Linked DNA regions of Homo sapiens: region 2 is linked to region 1. A link is a loop called in an ENCODE intact Hi-C map of the cell type or tissue named here. Cell type or tissue: GM12878. All regions are shown on one strand. Each heading gives the region's core, and the rest is flanking DNA. Links, peaks and the distances in the headings are about the cores only. Region 1 overlaps BCAT1 (branched chain amino acid transaminase 1). Region 2 has its middle 140 kb from the start of SOX5-AS1.

Region 1 (10,318 bases), core at 3,467-8,466:
TTTATAATATACTCCATAATTTTCCCATATAAGTTTAGATAAAAGATGATACCTTAAAAGTATTATAACACTAAATTGTCATTCCGGGAAAATGTGCTGTGTTCCTTTCATTTTAAATAATCTGAGATGAATGGTGCAGGCTGAGAAAAATAGGCTTTTGAAATACTTTTTGGTCAACATCGAGACTTTTAACATTTGTCCTATCTTTTAGGGGAATTTAGACATTGGGCATTATGTATTCCTTGGATACATTAAAAGGTGTTAGATAAGAGCGCTCACACTTGCTGCTCTTCTATTGCAACTTGACAGAAGTTACTTCTCTAAACCTTAGTTTCTCATCTGAACAATGGAAATAATGATAGTGTCTATCTCATAGTATTGGTGTGAGATTTAAATGAAATAATTCATGTAAAATTGCTTGGTGTGTGGAAACATAGTAACTTTTAACTGTTCTCATTAACTTGGCTATTTACCTGTGTTCTTCTATCATTACATTTCAAGTTAAAATTTCAAGGTTTCACGTTGTTCTCTCTCCAATGAATGCAGTTAAATCACTTAGATTTTCTAATGAGTTTTCCTTTAATGTTATGCAGTTGACTAGAGAGTGTATATATATTAAGAACATAATACCTTCACTATGTCCACATGTGAATTAAGAGCTTGAGGCTATCAGAGGGTAGAAGATGAGGGAGTGGGGATGAAGTATGTTTGTAACCTGTGTATTTTCTCTTTCTTAAAGGAATTACGGCTCATCTCTTTTTGCCCAATGTGAAGCAGTAGATAATGGGTGTCAGCAGGTCCTGTGGCTCTATGGAGAGGACCATCAGATCACTGAAGTGGGAACTATGAATCTTTTTCTTTACTGGATAAATGAAGATGGAGGTAATCCACTCAGATTTCACTGTGTGCATTTCTCAGTCATTTTCAACAGGACCAGAAAGACAAGAGCTAGAAACTTAGTACAAGGGAGTAAGTAGCACAGTTCCAAAGGCTAAGTAAGGACTACTGTGCTTTTGCTGCCCAAATAGACACAAGTTTCTTTTTTTTCTTTCTTTCTTTTTTAAAGAGGTGGAGTCTCACTATGTCACCCAGGCTGCAGTGCAATGGTGTGATCTCAGCTCACTGCACCCTGGTTCAAGCAATTCTCCTGCCTCAGCCTCCCGAGTAGCTGGGATTGCAGGAGCCTGCCACCATGCCCAGCTAATTTTTGTATTTTTTTTTTTAGTAGAGATAGGGTTTCACCATGTTGGTCAGGCTGGTCTTGAACTCCTGACCTCAGGTGATCCACCGGCCTTGGCCTCCCAAAGTGCTGGGATTACAGGTGTGAGCCACTGCACCCGGCCGAGTTTCGATTTAAAGAAGCTCTAGAGGTTTTTTGTTTTTCGTTTTTTGTTTTTCTGGCTCTAGATGTACTGATTATTGAGATACTGAGATGTCACATTAAGGGATTTAAGTTACCATGATTGGAAGATTTGCTTCCTTATCCCTTCTGCAGTTCCCCAACAATTTTCCTATCTGAACACCTTGCATTGAGACACAGGTCTCAGATCAGGTCAATGGTCATTCACCATATACCGTATATAAAATGCTAGAGTAATAAATGCAGTGTACTGATTCTACTGGAAGGATTTTGTGTACTCTCTGGCTGTAATTGTTTTAACAATTGTTGCCTTTTCTACATATTTTGAAAATGTATCACAATCTCTCCAAATTTACTCTAGAACTCAATCTGATTAAAGAGCACCATTTTAAAAGATAAATCAATGTATCTTGGGATTGTAACTAGATCCTGGTTCATTCAAGACAATTTCATATATCCACTATAGATATCAATATTTCTCTATTATCTTTAATATCCTGAGTACTCATTACTTTTCTTTGCTGTTTTTTTTTATTAGTTGGCAGAGACCATAGGGGTTCAGTGAAGTGTTGGCAACGTGTATGATATTGAATTAAATGGCCAACGGTGGGAGAAAAACAGGCATTTATTTCTATTAGAATTTTGATAATCATACCAAATTTAGAAGCGTATTTTTAGACTTGTTTACATTCTTAGGTTGTTCATTTCACAGTAGTAATTATAGAGACTAGAAATATAAATGATGTTTCCAAATACTTATGAAGTCTCAGTGTTAGTAGTTTCAATTAAATTTTTTAAAATGCAGTTTATATTTGAAAGTAGCTACAGTAGCCTCTCTTGCTCTAATGTTATTTGGCTACAAAAAGAGGAAAATGGTAATTTAGATGTGGCTGAATTCAGAGCTAAGTACTAATTTTAGTGTTAGTTGCAGAGACTAACAAGATGAGTCTTATACTGCAGTCAGAGGTAGAATAAACAGAAGATATGGTGAGTAAGCCTTGTCCTGGGCTTGGCCATTGGTAGTCCTTGGCATATGAAAAACCAGATACAGATCATTCTCATCCTTCCATTCCTGCTGTTTGTACTTGGCACTGTTTGAAAATAAAATTTATACAGGAATATTTATGATTTATAAATTTGAGTTACTGTATGTGACATATAACAAAAGCTACACTTGGAAGATTGTAGCCAGTGTTGACCTCTGCACTTAGAAGATAATAGGCCGATTCAACCCTTCTTCCCATCTGCCCACTCTTACCCCCACCCCAAACTCCACCAAAAAACCACACAGCTCAAAACAAAAACAGTTACATCATTCAGAGGTGGTACCATCATTATTTTTATGGATGGGAGATGTCAGAATTTAAGTACACTCTGAATCAGAGCTACATGATTTAACCAGAAACACCAGAAACTGTCCTGGTGGAAAATTGTTCTTTATCCAAACAATAATCATGAAACATTTCCACCATGGCTTTTAAAGGTCAGAATAGAAATGAGTGAGTTTGTCTTCTGCCTCTTGCAAAATATACAAGACCTTAAGACTGTTAGTTACTATTCAGATTATGGTTGCCTGGGATAACTTTAGTTTTAATATACTCCTTCACTTTGGGGATGTTCATCTAACAGAACAAATAAAATTCAGAATAAGGAGAAAGGAAATAGAATATATATTTGAAGTAAATAGAATGTTAGGAAAAACCTTTGGGCTAAAAAAAAAGACATGCAATTCTGAAGTAACTTTGATTTATATCATATGATTTTAAGAAAATACAATGAACAAACGAGTTGAAAATCAGCACAATACTGATTTTCACAAACGTTACCGATAGGAGGTATAAACAGAGTTCTTTCGGTAATAGCCTGCCGTCTTTTCATGAGCGCCCACACACACTGCTCCTGTTGGTTGAGATGGCTGGTGCAGGAAGGTGGATGGGGTGGTGGATAGTGTGTGTTCAAAGCACAGTGCTGTGCACAGTCACTATGTGTGGCACTCAGCTTGTAACTCATGGGAGTTTTGATTTCAGTAACAGCACCCATGGTGGCAAGATCACACATCATCACTCTGTTGATGAGTAATTTAACCCATACGCTTGCTATTCACCATTTGAACAAAGCATTGTATCATATCCTGGACCCTGGAGATACCCTGAAAAATAAGACCCAGGCCTTGTGGTTGAGTTCACAGTCACTTTGGGAAAACAACCACAGCAGTGAATCTCGGTATTGCTCAGGCCACATCATGAGTCTTCTCGGACACGTCAGGCGTGTATACGGACTCGACTTGGAGCACTCTTCCTCAGATGTCTGTACCGCTTGCTCTTTGACATCCTCCAAATCTTTGCTTACAAATCCCATTCTCAGTCTGGCTTTCCTTGAGCTCTTAATCAAAATCATAAACTCCATTTCCCATTTCTCCTCAGCATTCCAGCATTCTCCATTGCTTTTCCTTCTTTGTTTCCCCCTGTGTAGTCTAACATACTATCAACACAATAAATGTTTACCTGTGTCTATTAGAAAGTAAGCAGGGAGATATGTCAGTTTTGTTCACTGCTGTATTCATAGAGCTTAAAACGGTAAACAGCACTCAATATGTATTTGTAGAATAAATGGCTAATTGTGCTGATGGTGTTTAGGGCACTTATGCAGACCTACATTCCTGGTTTCCATTAGTGTTTGACTTTGGGAAGTCACAGATGAATCCTGCTGTTATTGCTTCTAAATTCCTCATCTCCTAAAAATGACTTCTTTGTCAAAAACAAGCTGCATTTGTAGGTTCTGTTTTCCTCATGTTGGGCAATCTGGAGTGATTTCTGGCTCTTGTAAGTATGTTTGTGGTTGCAGAGGAAAATGAATATTTCTCACCCAAATGTTGTCATGTCATCATCTCTGTCTGGCAACCAGAGAAGCAGATGTTCTGTTCCTTGACCTCAGGCTAGTGGTTACAGTTCTGGGTGTTAAACATGTTTCACAAAACAGCACTTGCACATGCGGGGCTGCTGTTTTCATTTAACTTCATGTAGTCTCAGGGCTCAGCAAGCTTTAGGAAAGGTCCGGTTTGGGGGCACTGGAAGTGTGTGTGTGTGTGTACATATATATACACACACAAATAGATCCATACATTTATGTATCTAGTTGGCTAGCTATTGCAAAACACATGTTTATTTTGAGATCATCAACACTTCTAAACATGACAAAGAGTAGCCCTAAGAACATTGCCAAGAACAAATTTTCTCCTTTCCAGAAAGCAATTTTCAGCAGATGATTTTCAGAAACAAAATTCAAAAAAGCCATACTGCTGTATCCTAGCAAAGATAACTTATTCGTTTATTTTTTACTCAAAAACATTTATTATATACACTCTGGGCTAGGCACAATGCCCAGTTTTGAGGATAGAAGGATGAAGATAGAGTTTGGTATTCCAGATAGAGCTTGATTGTTGGGCATGTCTGATGTAACCCCAGTGGAGTGGGCGAGCCTAGAACCACCATGTATTGAGGGAGAGGGTGGTGGCCTCAGTGTCAGGACTCACTAGATTCAGACTCCTGGGTGTCAGAAGTGGGGAGGAAAGGGAGATGCTGAGTGCCAGAGGGTACTGTAAGGAGAGCTTGTGCAGCTGATGGATCATGCATGATGCCTGTGAACAATTGTCCTACTAGACCTCACAGTAGTTAGGGATGTCTGCAGTCATCTCACAGTAGAGCAGTAGCTCAGCTTTGGAGTTTTGTTTCTTGAATGTCTTCTTTTTTAACCGTACACGTGCTTGAGCTCACTCTGATAAGCCCATTACATTTGAATCTCAGAGAGCAAAGGCAGCATCTCCATACTTGTTGCTGATGCTCCACCAGGTTTGAAAATCACTAAAGATAGACTCTTAGGCTGGGTGCGGTGGCTCACATCTGTAATCTCAGCACTTTGGGAGGCCGAAGTGGGCAGATCATCTGAGCTCAGGAGTTCGAGACCAGCCTGACCAACATGGTGAAACCCCGTCTCTACTAAAAATACAAAAATTAGCCAGGCGTGGTGGCGCGTACCTGTAATCCCAGCTACTCAGGAGGCTGAGGCAGGAGAATCACTTGACCCTGGGAGGCAGAGGGTGCAGTGAGCTGAGATGGTGCCACTGCACTCCAGCCTGGGTAACCTAAAAAAAAAAAAAAAAAAAAAAAATTAGACTTTCCAAGGGCAGCGTGGAAGCAGTGACCAGCCTGAGTAGGCACGCACACTTCTTGGGGATAGCCTCCTCCATAGCATTCTTAGAAGGTTTGGTAATGACCAGTTTTTCTGAGTAAGACCCTATCTACATTATTCTAATTAGTAACCACCTTTCATCTGCTAAGGTAAATTTTCACTTCAGAATATTCCTCTTAAGACCATGCAATAACTCTTACTGTTTGTTGGTGGAAAACCATCTCATTATTTTACTGGTTAAGGGTAAACTGAAGATGATTAGATAACTTTCCTTCCTTCCCTCCCCCCTTCCTCCCTTCCTTCTCTTTCTTCCTTCCTTTCTCCCTCCCTCCCTCCCTCTCTCTTTCTTTCCTTCTCTCTTTCTTTTCTTTTCTTTTTTCTTTCTTTCTTTCTTTTTTCTTTCTTCCTTCCTTCGTTCCTTCCTCCCTCCCTCCCTCTCTCTCTTTCTTTCTTTCTCTTTTCTTTCTTTCTTTCTTTCTTTCTTTCTTTCTTTCTTTCTTTCTTTCTCTCTTTCTTTTCTTTCTTTCTTTCTTTCTCTTTCTCTTTCCTTCCTTCCTTCCTTTCTTTCTCTCTCTCTCCTTCCTTCCTTCCTTCTTTCCTTCCTTCCTTCTTTCCTTCCTTCCTTCTTTCTTCTTTTTTTAAATAAGGGTCTACCTGAAGTGTGAACTGATTTGGGAAATTTGATCATGCAGAACAGTAAAATTTTCTTTATGTTTGTTGCTAGCAAAATTGTGATGGTTTTTTAAAAAAATGGCTATTGATAATAAGGCATGCCTAATGTAGTGAAAGTTTGAAAATGTCCCAATTTCTGATTGACAGAAGAAGAACTGGCAACTCCTCCACTAGATGGCATCATTCTTCCAGGAGTGACAAGGCGGTGCATTCTGGACCTGGCACATCAGTGGGTGGGTGCCTTTGATATGAACAACTTTTGTAAGCCTGAAATAAAAAATAATCAAAATAAGCCCAGCCTAGTGTTGAAATAATATCCTGTGGTTCCAACCAATGTTATCTAATCTTTAAATTCTAACGTGAATGAAAAGTATTCTTCTAGAAGGGCTTTCTTGGCAAGACTATTAAAATAAGTATTGTTGATAGCAAGGGCAGAGAGAAACCAGTTTAGCAAGATGTCATAGTGGAGAAGTATTCTAGTAGTAGTCTCAGTCTACCAGGTATCTCCCACCAACTTTTGTCTGGTTCATACCTGATGTGCTTCCATCCAGACATTCCTTAACTTCCCAAGTCTGTGTTGCTTCCAAATGGCAATGATACTTCTTCCTTTCCTTTATTTATACCAGTGTAACCATGCTTGCCGTAGAAATGAAATAATTTCACTGACATATAAATGTTTACTAATATAACATTATTGGTTTGACTGCCTTCTTTTTCTCTCTGTCCTACCCCCATCCTCCAAAATTCATATACATGCCTATTTTAAAATCAGAACATGCAAGCAAATGTAAAGTTGTTTTCAGTAGACTTTCAAATTCGTGTGACACAGGCAAGCATATTAAACAATTTGGTGGACCGGGTGCAGTGGTTCATGCCTATAATTCTAGCATTTTGGGAGGCCAAGGCAGGAGGATCACTTAAGCCCAGGAATTCGAGACCAGCCTGGGCAACATAGTGAGACCCCGAATCTACAAAAAAATCAAAAACATTAGCTGAACATGGTGGTACATGCCTGTAGTCCCAGCTACTTGGAGGGGCTGAGGTGGGAGGATGGCATAAGATCTGGAGGTCAAGGTCGCAGTGAGCTATGATCAAGCCACTGCACTACAGCCTGAATACAGGGTGAGACCATGTCTCTAAAAGTAAATTAAATAAATAAATAAATAAATAAATAAATAAATAAATAAATAAAATAAAATTTAAAAAGGTTTGGTTTTGGAAATGACGTAATGTATTCAAGACAAATTATTGAATGAATTGGGTGTCTGGTAAAGGTTCTTGGATGGAACTTTTGACCCAGGTGTTAAAATGGTCTCCAAAGAACATGAAAAGGCTTTGAGCTTACTGTGGTCAAAGAGTACTAGTAGTAATAGGACAAATGTTTAGAAACACACACGTTATCTAGGAGCATACCAGCATGGTTTCTCTGGAAAAGACTTTCAAAATAGATGAAATGTGCTATAAATAATTCTACAAAACCCTGAAGTAGACAAGACCCAACTGCTACATGCTGGCTGGCGCATTGGGCATGACATTTACAAACCGTTGGTATAATTTTCAAACAGCTTGCCCTGTCCTAAATATGTTTGCAATTGGAAAGATATTTTTGAAGCTCAGTAATTTTTGTTTTATTAAAGAAAAATATCAACCAAGTACAGAAGGTTCGACGACAAGTTGCAAGTGGAAATACTTTCCCACACTAATGATTTGCTAGCATGAAAAATAGGTTATTATGGAGGAAATTTTTTCTTGACTTCATAGCTGTAATTTATTTTAAAAGCTATTTTAAAACATGAGACGTGAAATGCCAAGAGGCATGTAGGGGGTCACCACTATTTGCCAGATAGGGGAAATTGTCCAAAGATAAGTAAGGGTGAGCAGAGCAAAAACAATTCTGCTTATTTACAAAAGAGTTTTCTTTTCTTTTCTTTTTCAGGACACAGAACTCAGCTTGTTTTCAATTAATTTGCCTGATTTTCTGCAGTTCATTTACTTTTGAACAACATAATTGCAATTGTAGACTGAGAGAAATTGAAACTTTCAAAGAGCCATATTTCTATTGCAGATATATTTTCCTGCTCTTCCAAATCTACTTACAGCATGAGTTCTTCTTTTAAATATTCAAATATTTTGAATATTGCCAAGAGCTTTGATTTCCATTTTTATCTCTTGTGGGTTTATAAATTAAGAAAAAATACTCATCTTATTTTTTTAAACCTCTCTATTTTTATTGCCCTTTATTCAAATAACTTGTTGACAAACTTTGAACTTGAACCACTGAGGTAAAAGAACAAGAATTAAACAGATAGTTTAAACACATAGCTTAAAAGGATCTTTTTCCCATTTCCTATCCTTGAGCAAAGAATATATTCAAACACTTTGGCAGAAGTCAATGAGGTTATACCACTAATTCCATGATGAAAATCAACTGAATGTGATACTGAAAGAGAAGGAAGAGAATTGTCACTGTAAAGTCAACTGTTAGTCATATTAGGAAAAAAAATACATACAATACAATTTCTCAAATAAAGTCCAAATATACATTCAACGTTTAAAAATAATGAGTATTTCAGATATTTGAACTCAGTCTGTTCTTTATTCCATAAAAGATATAGGTAAGCCGTGCACAGTGGCTCACAACTATAATCCCAGCACTTTGGCACTTTGGGAGGCTGAGGTGGGAGGATCACATGAGCCCAGCCTGGGCAACATAGGGAGACCCCTATCTTTACAAAATAAAATATAAAATATAAAACCTAGTTGGGCATGGCAGCATACACCTGTAGTCCCAGGTGCTCAGGAGACTGAGACAGGAGGATCACTTGGGCCTGGGAGGTCGAGGCTGCAATGAGCCAAGATTATGCCACTGCATTCCAGCCTGGGTGACAGGGCAAGACCCTGTCTTAAAAAAAAAAAAAAAAGAAAGAGACAAACGTAGAAAGAGTACCAAATTTGGAGCCAATCAGATCAGACCTGGGTTCAAATTGAGTTTCTGTCACTTACTTCCTTTGTGGCCCTGGAGATGCCCTTCAACCTCCTTGAACCTTAGTTTCCTCATCTGTAAAATGGGGATGATAGTACTCACCCTTAAAATTACAGAACTTGGCATAATAGCGGGTGCTTGATAAATGGTAGCTATAATTATTAATATTATATAATACATTGTTCTCCTTTATGGTAAAGTAGGTTTTAAGACACTGATTTTTTTGTTTTGTTTTGTTTTTGGAGACAGAGTCTCACTCCGTCACCCAGGCTGGACTGCAGTGACGTGATCTTGGTTCACTGCAACCTCTGCCTCCTGAGTTCAAGCGATTCTCCTGCCTCAGCCTCCTGAGTAGCTGGGATTACAGGCACCCGCCACCATGCCTGGCTAATTTTTGTATTTTTAGTAGAGACAGGGTTTTACCAGGTTGGCCAGGCTGGTCTCAAACTCCTGACCTCAAGTAATCTGCCTGCCTCAGCCTCCCCAAATGCAGAGATTACAGGCATGAGCCACCGTGCCCGGCCTAAGACACTGTTAACACGGAGCATGCATCAAGCAGCATTTGGGATGCATCAATTTTGTGAGACTTTATACAAGTTAACAAATAAGAAGGCAAAAAAGAAGGCATATGTTAAAGTATACCATGTGTCTTGTGGTGATAATCTTATATTTTATATTCTGATAATCTCATATATAAATCTGTGACCTTGAAGTAGGTTACTTAACACCTCGATGTGTTCACCAGTAAGATGGTGTGCCACTTCCAGCTTTCCCTTAAAGGATGATTGTGACCTTGTCTAAGTGCAATCAGAATGTTAAGCAGAACAGTAAGTATTGCAATTGTTTTGCATGCCTTTTCCTTTAAAATATACTTGTTATTTTTTATATTCCATGCAGGGTGAATTTAAGGTGTCAGAGAGATACCTCACCATGGATGACTTGACAACAGCCCTGGAGGGGAACAGAGTGAGAGAGATGTTTGGCTCTGGTACAGCCTGTGTTGTTTGCCCAGTTTCTGATATACTGTACAAAGGCGAGGTACGACAAGTATTTCCTCATTTCCTATCATTTCCAATCACATTAAATTACATTTAATTTAAGTGTATGAATAAAAT
Region 2 (10,318 bases), core at 2,293-7,292, 480 kb after region 1:
ATTCTGATTAGATCACTGAATAATCCTGTGCCCCTCTCTTGGAGCAGAGAGCAGAATCACCTTTGTAATTTTCATGGACTAGGCATTGGGTTTGTATCCCAGAAGGAAATAGGGTACTATTAACTGAAAGAGGCTGCATTAATGCTAGGTAGCAAAGAAAGAATGGATTGTTGCCAGAAAAATCACAATGGGGACATATACATGAAAATTTGCATGTCATTCTAGAAGCCTTCGGATTTCCTAGCAATCTGTGGGTTCTAGGATAAGAAATTCGAATAGTGACATTGAATTGATGCCTTCTAGAACAAACAAAAACAGCATTGATACCCATAGCCATCCAGGATAATGAGTTGTTACTGGGACTATTTCCTGAATAAAGAGGCAAAATGAGGATAATATGTAACAAGTAGTTTAAATGATAATACCAAATTAAGAATAAAAGCAAGTTACATCATTTTGTTAACTAAAGTGGAAATGAGTGGTTCAGCCTTGGGGGTGCTTCTTTGCTAGTATTTGTATTAAAAAAACTAGGCAAAATCTTTTATTTAAGGTAAGCACTTTACACTGGCAACATAAAAAGACATATTAGGAAAAGAAGTTTCCTAATGTTGATTCAATAGCTTTTATTGCTATAGAAGCCTGTGTCTATATGTATCCCAGATCTCTTCAACTTCAGTTAAAAAAGTATTAATCAAGTCTATTTATTAATTTGTAAAGAAAATCATTTTCAATAATTATATCAAATTTTGTGCAGATTAGCTGATTTTTTTTCTTCTTATCCATATTTTATTTTGGAACATGTTGATGAAGTCACTTATTTTCTTAATAATTATTTTTAATTGAGTAATTTAGACAGAATTGATAGAAGGTATAGGTCAATCATAGGAAAACATGGGTACTTTCTAAATGCCTACATGGTGATCATTTATTTTTCTATGCAATTGGGAAGAAATTAACCTTTTAACAAGGTGAAGACAAGAGTAGCTCTCACTGAGATGGAAGATGGAAGTCATGATTATGCTTTATTGTTACATAGATTCCTTACTTTCTTGAAAGAAGGAGTCAGCCTGGAGTTTTAAGTTGCTTCACTTGAGCATAACAGTTTTTCCTCTTGAGCAACTCAAAATATCACTCAAAAATGGGAAAGAATTCCTTGTTTACCAGATATTTTTGAAGAATAAATATGTTAAATAAAGACGTTACAGTGTGTCACCTTTTGTCTCTTTGCACAAATGAAAACCCTGTGAATTTAGCACTGTTCGTCATGAATGAATAAACTTTTGAACCAGAAAAATGAGTCATTACTGCTCCTCAAGTTTAATATACCCAAGTTGTGGAGAAATATATCATTTTTCCCCTACCAATTAATGCCACTGAAATACAGCTATTTTGGGGGATGATCAGCTTTCAAAATAGTTATACAAAGGCCATTGTGTATCTGATTATGAAGATTAACATGTTATTTAGAAAATAAACTCTTTCCCCAAACCTCTGTTTGCCACCAGTTCTTGCTTCGACTGAGACGTTCATGGATTTCTGATCATTCTGTGTTTGTATAGATTTTGTTTTGTTCTCCTTTCTAGGTTACAACATATGTTTACATAGTGTCAATTTTCTGTGAGTAGAAAACAGCAGGTAGTTCATTCTCAGAAAAGTGATTTACAGATTTTCTTGCTATGCATTCCTTCCTTTGATTTTCAGTTCCAGTTTTAATTTTAACCTAGCTAGGGAATTGATTCTCTCCATAGTAGTATCAGTCATCAATAGAGTTTGGAGGAAAAGTGAATTTCTCACTTATGTAAAGAATAAAGAACAAATTTATTCGTGTATATATATATATATATATATATATATATATATGAAAAAATGTTAAGTTGTTCAGTTTTGGCTGACACAAATCAATGGATATTTTTAAGGGTGTAGGTTAAGGCAAGAAGATTATGTCATTCTTGTAGTCCTTTCTAAGGACAGAAGATAGAGCATCAAAATACTGTAAGAAAAATCCAAACCATATTTTTCTTATGTGATGTCCAATTTGGCTGTGTAGGTGTGAGTTTCAGATAAGACGAAATGCATTTACAGATGTGAATTGTAAAAACATTTCCTATTATTAATTTTAAGGGCTTTTAAGGAGCAGAATGAGTTTCATTGAGAACCCCAAAGCATAGATTAGTAAAGACAATTGCCCCTCTGAATAGGACATGAGCTAAGGAGTGAACAGAGGGAGAAAATTCACATACATGTTTTGAGTTTCACTTTAGGACTCTTGAAAGCTTCGGTCACTGATTGGGATTTTTCTCTAACTGGGAGTCAAAGAGACAAAGCATCTAATCTAAATAATCTTTCTCAGGTTTTCTAAAAATGCCTGCCGACGAAAACATGTCAGACAACTGATCCAATAGGGCCTGAAGGTTTTCTGTTTGTTTGTTTTAAATCCATTCTTTCCTGGGAAGGAAATAAAAGAAAGCTTGAGGTTGGTGACAGATTTGGGCTCTTGCCACATTCCCACCTCACCTTCATGGACATTTCTCTACTTCAGAGGAAGTTAATATTTTCCAGAGATGTTCCATAGGTATTCTAAATCATACTACAGACACCTGCTCCTATATATGGGTATGTTGTTCACCTAAGATGAATCAGACTTTTTTTTTTTTTCATGTGCTTCCTTTAAAAATCCTCATTAATCTCAGTCTGTAGAATTTAGGGGGAAAGTTGGGTTAAACAGTTGACACTGTTTAATGTAAATGATTTATGATTATTCCTTATGTATACACAATAGGCACTTTATAAATTAGATTGTCCTAGGAGTAACATGATACATAAATGTTATTGCTATAAATTCTACACTTGGCTATATATTTTGTATCATGTAACCAGTGGGCTTATAAATGCTGACTATTTCAACCTGCTCTTTCTACTCAATATTGTAAATGGTGACTTAGGTAAGCCTAACTGAGATGTATACAGAGGCAATCAAATTGCAAAAGAACAGGGCATGCTGGCACCGCTCCAGCATGGCTTCTGGCTGTGTTCCAGAAGTGATGGCAGAAAGAAGAGACAGAGGGGAAGGCGAAACTATTAAATATATGTAGCCAAAAAATGAATCTAAATTATTACTAATTTTTTTTTGCTCAGTAAAACCAAGAGTCTGGTGAGAGAGAAAAGGGGAAAAAGCAGCGCAAACAGGAAAAAAGCATGAGTAAAACCAACTTATCAAAATTTAGTAGATGTTATTTCACAGGTGAATTTTCATTATTTAAATAACAGTAAGGATAAAGTTAGTAGCTCTATAATTATAAATGTTTTAATATCAATAAATATTTCATATATTTTTATATAGTGTGTAATAGGAATAATATTTGATTACATGTTTTTACGTATCTGTGAATGATGAATTTGAGGAATTGGGTCTTGCAAATCACTTAATTCTACTGGTGGATCAAGACACTTTATTATATGTATAATGCTGTTATGCTAATAGCCCTCCTTTTTTTTTTTTTTTTTTCACTGTGGTTTCTTAGCCCACTGTGATTTTCTTTCTGAGATCCTATAGAATTTGAGAGAAAAATCCCTGAATAAAATATCTAGCTAATTATTAAATATCAAACTCATCTAAAGTATTGAGTTAGAGGGGAAAGGGTAGCACGCCTATAACTGACCAGCCAGGTTAATATTAGTTTCCTGGTGTCGACTCCTTACCTGATCACAGAGTCCTGTCATCAGGGCTGATTTGAGTTGTACTATGCACTAATTTGTGTAAGGGAGAACTGGGCTGTGAAGAATTCTATTTTGTTTATAGTGTCTATTCTGATAGTGATTTTATCGTCCATTTTATAGGCTGAGTGTTCCAGTTGATTCCCTCTCCCCACGCCCTCTTAAGTATTAATGTCTACACAATTGATCTGGTTACCCGTGAAGTCAGTCCAAATAGGCTGTTACGGTGACTGAAAATACAAGACCAGTAATTTTAAAACCTAGAGGTTACTGTCTTGCACAAAAGGACTAAATCTTAGCAGGAAATCCCCAAGTGAAAAGATGATGGGACTGAATTCAGCACTCTGTATGTGTGACTTGTAATAACAAACATTATTTTTTTGGCTGTGATATTGAAGGAAATATCCAAATGTGCCCCTTATGACTTCTGTAACGTACTTTTAATTGTCATACTCTGGAGCTATCCTGGTGCATGCATGGGAAAGAATATACATATGCACATATCTCTATATTTGTAGGCACTGTAGTCAAAACACTTATTTGCCTAGCTGACTTAGCTGCATAGTTGACTTACCCACCCACCATCAAACCCTCTAGAGGAAATAGGACAGAAAGGTCACACAGAAGCAGTAAAGCCAATGATCTCTTATAAAACAGTTATTTAGGTTCTCAGTGGCACTGTTCATCTTCTGGAAGGGAGATCACTCCAGTCTCTGCCCATCCCTGTGTCATCAGCGTAGCTCTGGACTCTTGGAGTAGAAGAAGAAAGCCTATTCTACCTTGTTGCTGCTGTACACTCAGGTAAGCCTGAACTGAAATCCCAGAGAGACTGCTGTACCAGACAGGCTAGACTATGGGGAGATTCTAGTGCTGATGGAGGTCTTTACAGGGCTCAGTTTGTCCTGTCAATTTTAACCATCGTTTAAAATTCCACTTTTTCTTATAGGGGTTTAAATTTAAATGCAAGACCTGTATATTTATGCACATGTGCGTGTGCGCACGTGCATGCGCACACACACATGCGCACACACACACACACACACACAAAACCTGAAAAAGCCTCATCACTGTTGGTTCACTGTTTGTTTCAGTGCAGAATACTTAGAGTACCTGTCATTTACTGAGGACTTTCTTTGTGCCAGGAATTGTTCTTGGGCTTTGCTTGTATTATATAATTTAAGCCTCCTACAGTACCCCATGAAACAGGTAGTATTATTATACCCACTTTTTCAGCTGAGGAAATGGAGACAGAGAAATTGAATAACTTGCCATGGTTCAATAGCTAGTAAGAGGTGGGGCGGGATTCACACCCAGGCAGAGTAATCTCAGGGCTCGAGCATACATTTTTCTAGGTTGATTTATAAGCAACATGCAGTGTTTCATGTATGAGAAGAATGCACTGGGGCCATCACTGAGCAAGAAATGGGATCTGCATTGTTTTTGTTGTTGTAATGGTCATGTAATTTCCTCTCTCAGGCCATGGTGTGACCAATGGCAAACTTTTTTTTGAGAGAGCCAGTCAAAACTGCATGGAATATTCTATGGCCACAGAAGAGAAAGGAATGTGCTGGTCGATACGAGGAGCTGACCTAAGACCTTGCTTTCACTGTAACCACAGTAAACAAGCGAGTTAATGAACCATAGATGTTTAGTGTGTCATCAGCGTCTTTCAATTTTGTCATCCTGGGTAGCTACCATCAAGAAGGACGGAGTGCCCTCTATGAATATGTATTTAGTACTAGATATAGCAATTTATTCTTTTGAAGAGCACTTTATCATTTTGGTTTTGATAAATGTATAAACAATAATCAGTAGTTAGGGGTTTCAGGCGAAAATGGATGCCATTATTAGTGATTTAACAAGTTTTCCTGTGAATTCCATGTGTATCACTCAGTCTGGATCTTGCGACCCAGGGATACATATATCCAGTTTTTAGAACAGCTCACTTTAAAAGCCTCTTGCGCTATGAACCACTAAGATCTCAGAACTACAGTAGTTACTAATTTCCACACTTTCAATATGTAAAATGAAGTACTCAGACAAAAAACCTCGAGGCTGCATAGGTCAGAATATTTGCTTAAACTAATAATAAGATTAGCTTTTTTAGTTCTAGCTCTCCTTTTCCTATCTATTTGCCTTGCTAACAAGGCCTTACTCCTGTTCAGTTACCTAGTGCCATGATCCCTCTACTTTTTGGACTTTTTATGATAATTTGAGCTGATTTTCCTAGTTGACATAAAGAATTTCCATGAGAATAATAAAACATAAGGACTATTCATCAAATAAGAATGATGAAAACACGAAATTTCACCCAAACTGGGCAAAAGTGCATCTCACTGCACAGAATTCCATAACATTTTGAAATTTGGTCTTTACAGATATTTTTCTCTGCCTGAAACATGTGTGCTGGTTCTATTTATATAAGGGAATAGTGACATCCTGTGTGTAGCTAGACTAATTGCCTCTGTAATTAACCTATTTGAGGAGGAAGTTACACAGAAATAAAATATCACTGAGTACTGAAAGAGGCAATTTTGTTTTAAAGCAAACTTCTAAGTAACTTTACCAAAGGCTGTGGATAACAAAAAGATTCTGTCTCCTTCCCTTATTTTATTCAGCTTCTCCCTTCCCTCCGTCCCTGCCATCCTTTTTCTTTTCTTCCTTTTCTTTCTCTATACAATTCCACTAATCCTCTTCATTTTCTCCCTATGACCTTTATTCCCCATATTATAAGCTAAAAATCTAGTTGTTGTGAGTGAAGATTCTATTTTTAAATCCAGAATTGGGGAATGATGTAAGTGTGGTGAAAAGAGACAGCTTTTTTGTTTTCAAGGCTATTCAAATGTCTTTGCAGGTCAAGAGTAGGTAGGGTATGTCTAGAATCATTTGGATGTCTTAGAAGCTGATGACAAAAAATCTTAGCCTTCTTCCTTATCCCTTGATAAAATATGTATTAATTAAATTTAGAAAAGAGCACGAGAGCATGCAAAAGCAGGGTTTCTGTTGACTTCTTAAAACCAGCAGAAATTATTGGAATGCAATATGTTGCAATAGAAAGAGTACAGTTTTTGGAGTCTGAATTATTCAGATCTCTTCCCAAAAGTATGGCTAAGGGGGAGCAAGAAGAACAACTTCTTCCTCCATGCCCATTTTCTTTAGTGCCCCTTGTAAACATTTCAAAAGGTATTATGTTGCCAAGACATTTGAGAGAACAGTGGGAGAAAGCAAGAGCAAGATGCCTGTAGATAAATTAGTCAAAATTATCCTGTGGTGTGTGTCCTAACTCATCCATCAGATAACGGCAAGACCGGAGCATCAAGGCCCTCACCCAGCCTTAACTTCATGAGTAATCCTCTGCACCATAATCAAAATGATATTTTGAATCAGATCGCTTAAGACTTCTTTCATGGGATAATGTGATATAGTTTTCAACTCAGGTAACTAAGTTTGTATTTTGCACATTATACTGACTTGAAAAAGCTCAATTTAAAGTTGTCCCTACTACCAAGAAGAATTTCCTTTTGAAATATATGAGAATTTCAAGCCAAAGCAAACGTAGTCACTGCATTATGTACTGATAAGCATGGAATAGTTGGAGTAGAAATGTTTCTGGGGTTCAAAGCATGGTGGACTTGGATTCCTCAATTTCCAGGATACAATTTTGATGCCTCACTTTCTTTATCTGAGAAGTGGGGATAGATATATACCTCCTTTCTAAGGTAAACGTGAGACTTTAGTGAAGAAGCATGTATGTAATACTATCCAGAGTGTCTATAAATAAATGCTTAATAAATAGTAGCAAATATTATTTTAGATAATGTTTGACGAAGCAAAATGATTTAGATAGCAAATAGTTGAATGTAAAGGTAATTAACTTTATCTGGTTTAACTGTTCTTCAAGTGGATTTGATTAATGACCTATGCTTGCCATTTATTGCTTTGTAATCCTTGCTGTAGTAACCTTCCACTTTTATTGATAATGTTTATTAGCAACAACTAAATTACCATTCTTGGAAGACAGTGAAAGGACAATTTTTTTTTTTTTTGAGATGGAGTCTCGCTCTGTTGCCCAGGCTGGAGTGCAGTGGCGCGATCTTGGCTCACTGCAAGCTCCACCTCTTGGGTTCACACCATTCTTCTGCCTCAGCCTCCCGAGTAGCTGGGACCATTGGCGCCGAAAGGACAATTTTTTTTGGCAGTTAAGTATTATTTCTTGGGAAAGATACAAAACAAAGAGGAGAAAGGAACACTTCAGAGAATTTTCCTGTGCATCACCTTTGTGATTAATACTGTAATCACTAATGATTATTGGATTGCAAAGAAGGCTTCTTATTGGTAAAAGGAAATCCTCAATTTTATATAAAAATAGTCATTCGATCCTGGCTATGTTTTAGCAATTTTGCTAATTAAATGTAGTATCTATAATTATTGAGGTGTCCCACATTTTTACACAAACCTCCCATCTGTTTTATTGGTGATTTTCAATAAGATAGTAAGAAACTCAGAAAACCATCCTGTAGAGAATCAGATTCAGTTGCTTCTTATTATCACAAAATAGTTCACTCATCCATTCAACAAATATTTATTGGATGCCCGTTACGTGCCACACACTGTGCCAGTCTTGAAAATATGGTAATGAACAAAGTAGACAAGGCATGGATTTTATAGGCAGACAAAGGAGGTAGGTAACCCAAAACAAGGGATTGTAATAAAGTATGTAAGTCTTAAAATATAGAAAATTTGTTTGGTGTTTTGGCTAAACTGAGGCATACAATTTCAATAGGCTTTCTTTTTTCTTCTTTCTTTTTTTTTTTTTTGAGATGGAGTCTCGCTCTGTCACCCAGGCTGGAGTGCAGTCGCACAATCTACCCTCACTGCAACCTCCGCCTCCCAGGTTCAAGCAATTCTCTTGTCACCCTCCAGAGTAGCTGGGATTACAGGCCCACGCCACCACGCCCAGCTAAGATTTTGTGTTTTAGTAGAAATGGAGTTTCACCGTGTTGCCCAGGATGGTCATGAACTCCTGAGCTCAGGCAATCCACCCGCCTCGGCCTCCCAAAGTGCTAGGATTACAGGTGTGAGCCACCGAGCCTGGCTGAGGCGTACAGTTTCAATTGTGGTTGGTGGGGTAGGTAGTCTTATCTCCTTTTAATTTCTGTAGCATTTTCCCTGTGCTTCCGTTGGAACCTCCTGCTTTGCATTCTAATTCCTTGTGATGATGGCGTCTTCATCACTGCAGGATTCTGAGGAGGCAGGCAGGATACATGCGTGATTCTCCTTCCCATCTTTGCACAGAACCTATACTCGTGCACTGCATCTGGTAGGCACTAAATAAATGCTGTTGAAGGCATGCAGCAAGGAAGAGGTCCTAAAGTCTTGTTTCTCTTGTCTTAAAAAAATTTCTTAAATATTTCACCTCGAAATTTCTCCTCCTTCATGTTAATGGCGGTACAGGAAGATAAATAACCCAATGAAAGTCATTATTTCTCCCCACCATGCCCCACTTATCTATTAGTCTCTCAAAATGTAATCCACACCAAACTTCTCTGGAAGAAATTATTATTTGTAAGACATTCAAAGTTTGCTCTATAGAAGTCTGACTTTATTTGCCATGTGCAAATAAGAATGAAAGAAGCATCTATTATTCATGGTACACATTGGGGTGTCATGATCAGCCTTTTTTCTCTGCCACTGGATCTGTCAAAAGGGTTAATGTTTGGGATGGTCAGTATCTAGTTTTAAAAAGTCAAAACTCTTCATTGGTTAATAGAAAGATATAACATGTAACCGATGGTTTAGTATTCATTTGCCATTACTTAAGTCCAAGTAATTGGAAATCCTACAAAATAAAATTACATTCAGAGGTTTTTTTAAAAATGGGAAAATAATCAGCTTTTACAGAAAACACCAATTTGTTGATGAAAATTCAGTATTAAGGAAAGATTTGGGTGAAAAGAATGAAGTCCTTGCATATTCTTCTGGTAGGAACTGAGGTGCGCTGAGACTGAGAGGCCTGTGCATGGTGTTGCCTGCGAGCTGGGGTGTAATTTAGTGAGCTGACAGGAGGAGTGAAGTATCTCCTCAATATCTGTGTTTGGCAGAAGAGATGAATGCATACATCAGGAAACAATGTTTAAGTGTTTTATTTCGTTATTTCAGCCTGTCAAACTGTCAGTGTAGTTAATGGCCACCAAGAGAGAAAGAGAGAGAGAGGAAGGAGGAGGAACAGAGAGAAACAAAGGTGCTATGGAATCTGCAAAGAAAGAAACCAGAAAAGCATTTGCATGTTTCTGTGGCATAATGGTCAGTCAGACAAAAAATAACTCACTATATTCATCTCTTTACTAAAGCCAGATGTGCTGGTTCCCTACCTACCATCCCTGCACCTCTCTCTTTCCTTCCTTTATGTCCCTAATCATTGCTTCATTTAACTTTGATCTCTGTGTTTCCTTTCACTGGAGTCTAGATTGATTATAAATACTTAAGGGATTATTTTATGCTATATTGGTAATATCCAATTTTGCTCAGTTTTTCAAGTTTGCTATCTTGTTTATATTCTGCAGAAAATCTGATATTAATGCTGTTTAATAAAAATGTCCACTTT

Evidence for each region. Peaks named below come from ENCODE experiments on the same cell type or tissue, not always from the same donor. Only the 100,000 strongest peaks of a DNase experiment are listed, where the experiment ranks them.
Region 2: a loop joins it to region 1, with 2.9 times the contacts of the local background. A loop is called at or near these places in 2 of 110 quality-filtered maps.

Annotation. Positions count from the first base shown.
Region 1 is chr12:24,832,646-24,842,963 of GRCh38, reverse strand. It overlaps BCAT1 (branched chain amino acid transaminase 1), which reads left to right. Exons shown (of 11, transcript NM_005504.7): 7 at 740-882; 8 at 6,368-6,453; 9 at 10,101-10,241. BCAT1-AS1 (BCAT1 antisense RNA 1) reads right to left here. Exons shown (of 4, transcript XR_007063245.1): 4 at 6,409-6,487. Among named protein-coding and RNA genes, the nearest start is that of BCAT1-AS1, 18 kb to the right of the region's middle. RefSeq lists a silencer at 3,163-3,352. In GM12878, for the core only: a CTCF peak has its summit at 6,397 (motif pointing right); DNase peaks (open chromatin) are centred at 4,253 and 6,399; H3K4me3 peaks cover 629 bases; H3K27ac peaks cover 1,829 bases.
Region 2 is chr12:24,356,054-24,366,371 of GRCh38, reverse strand. It overlaps a transcript of SOX5 not described here. Among named protein-coding and RNA genes, the nearest start is that of SOX5-AS1, 140 kb to the right of the region's middle. In GM12878, for the core only: no CTCF peak of the experiment used is centred there; a DNase peak (open chromatin) is centred at 5,351; H3K27me3 peaks cover 119 bases.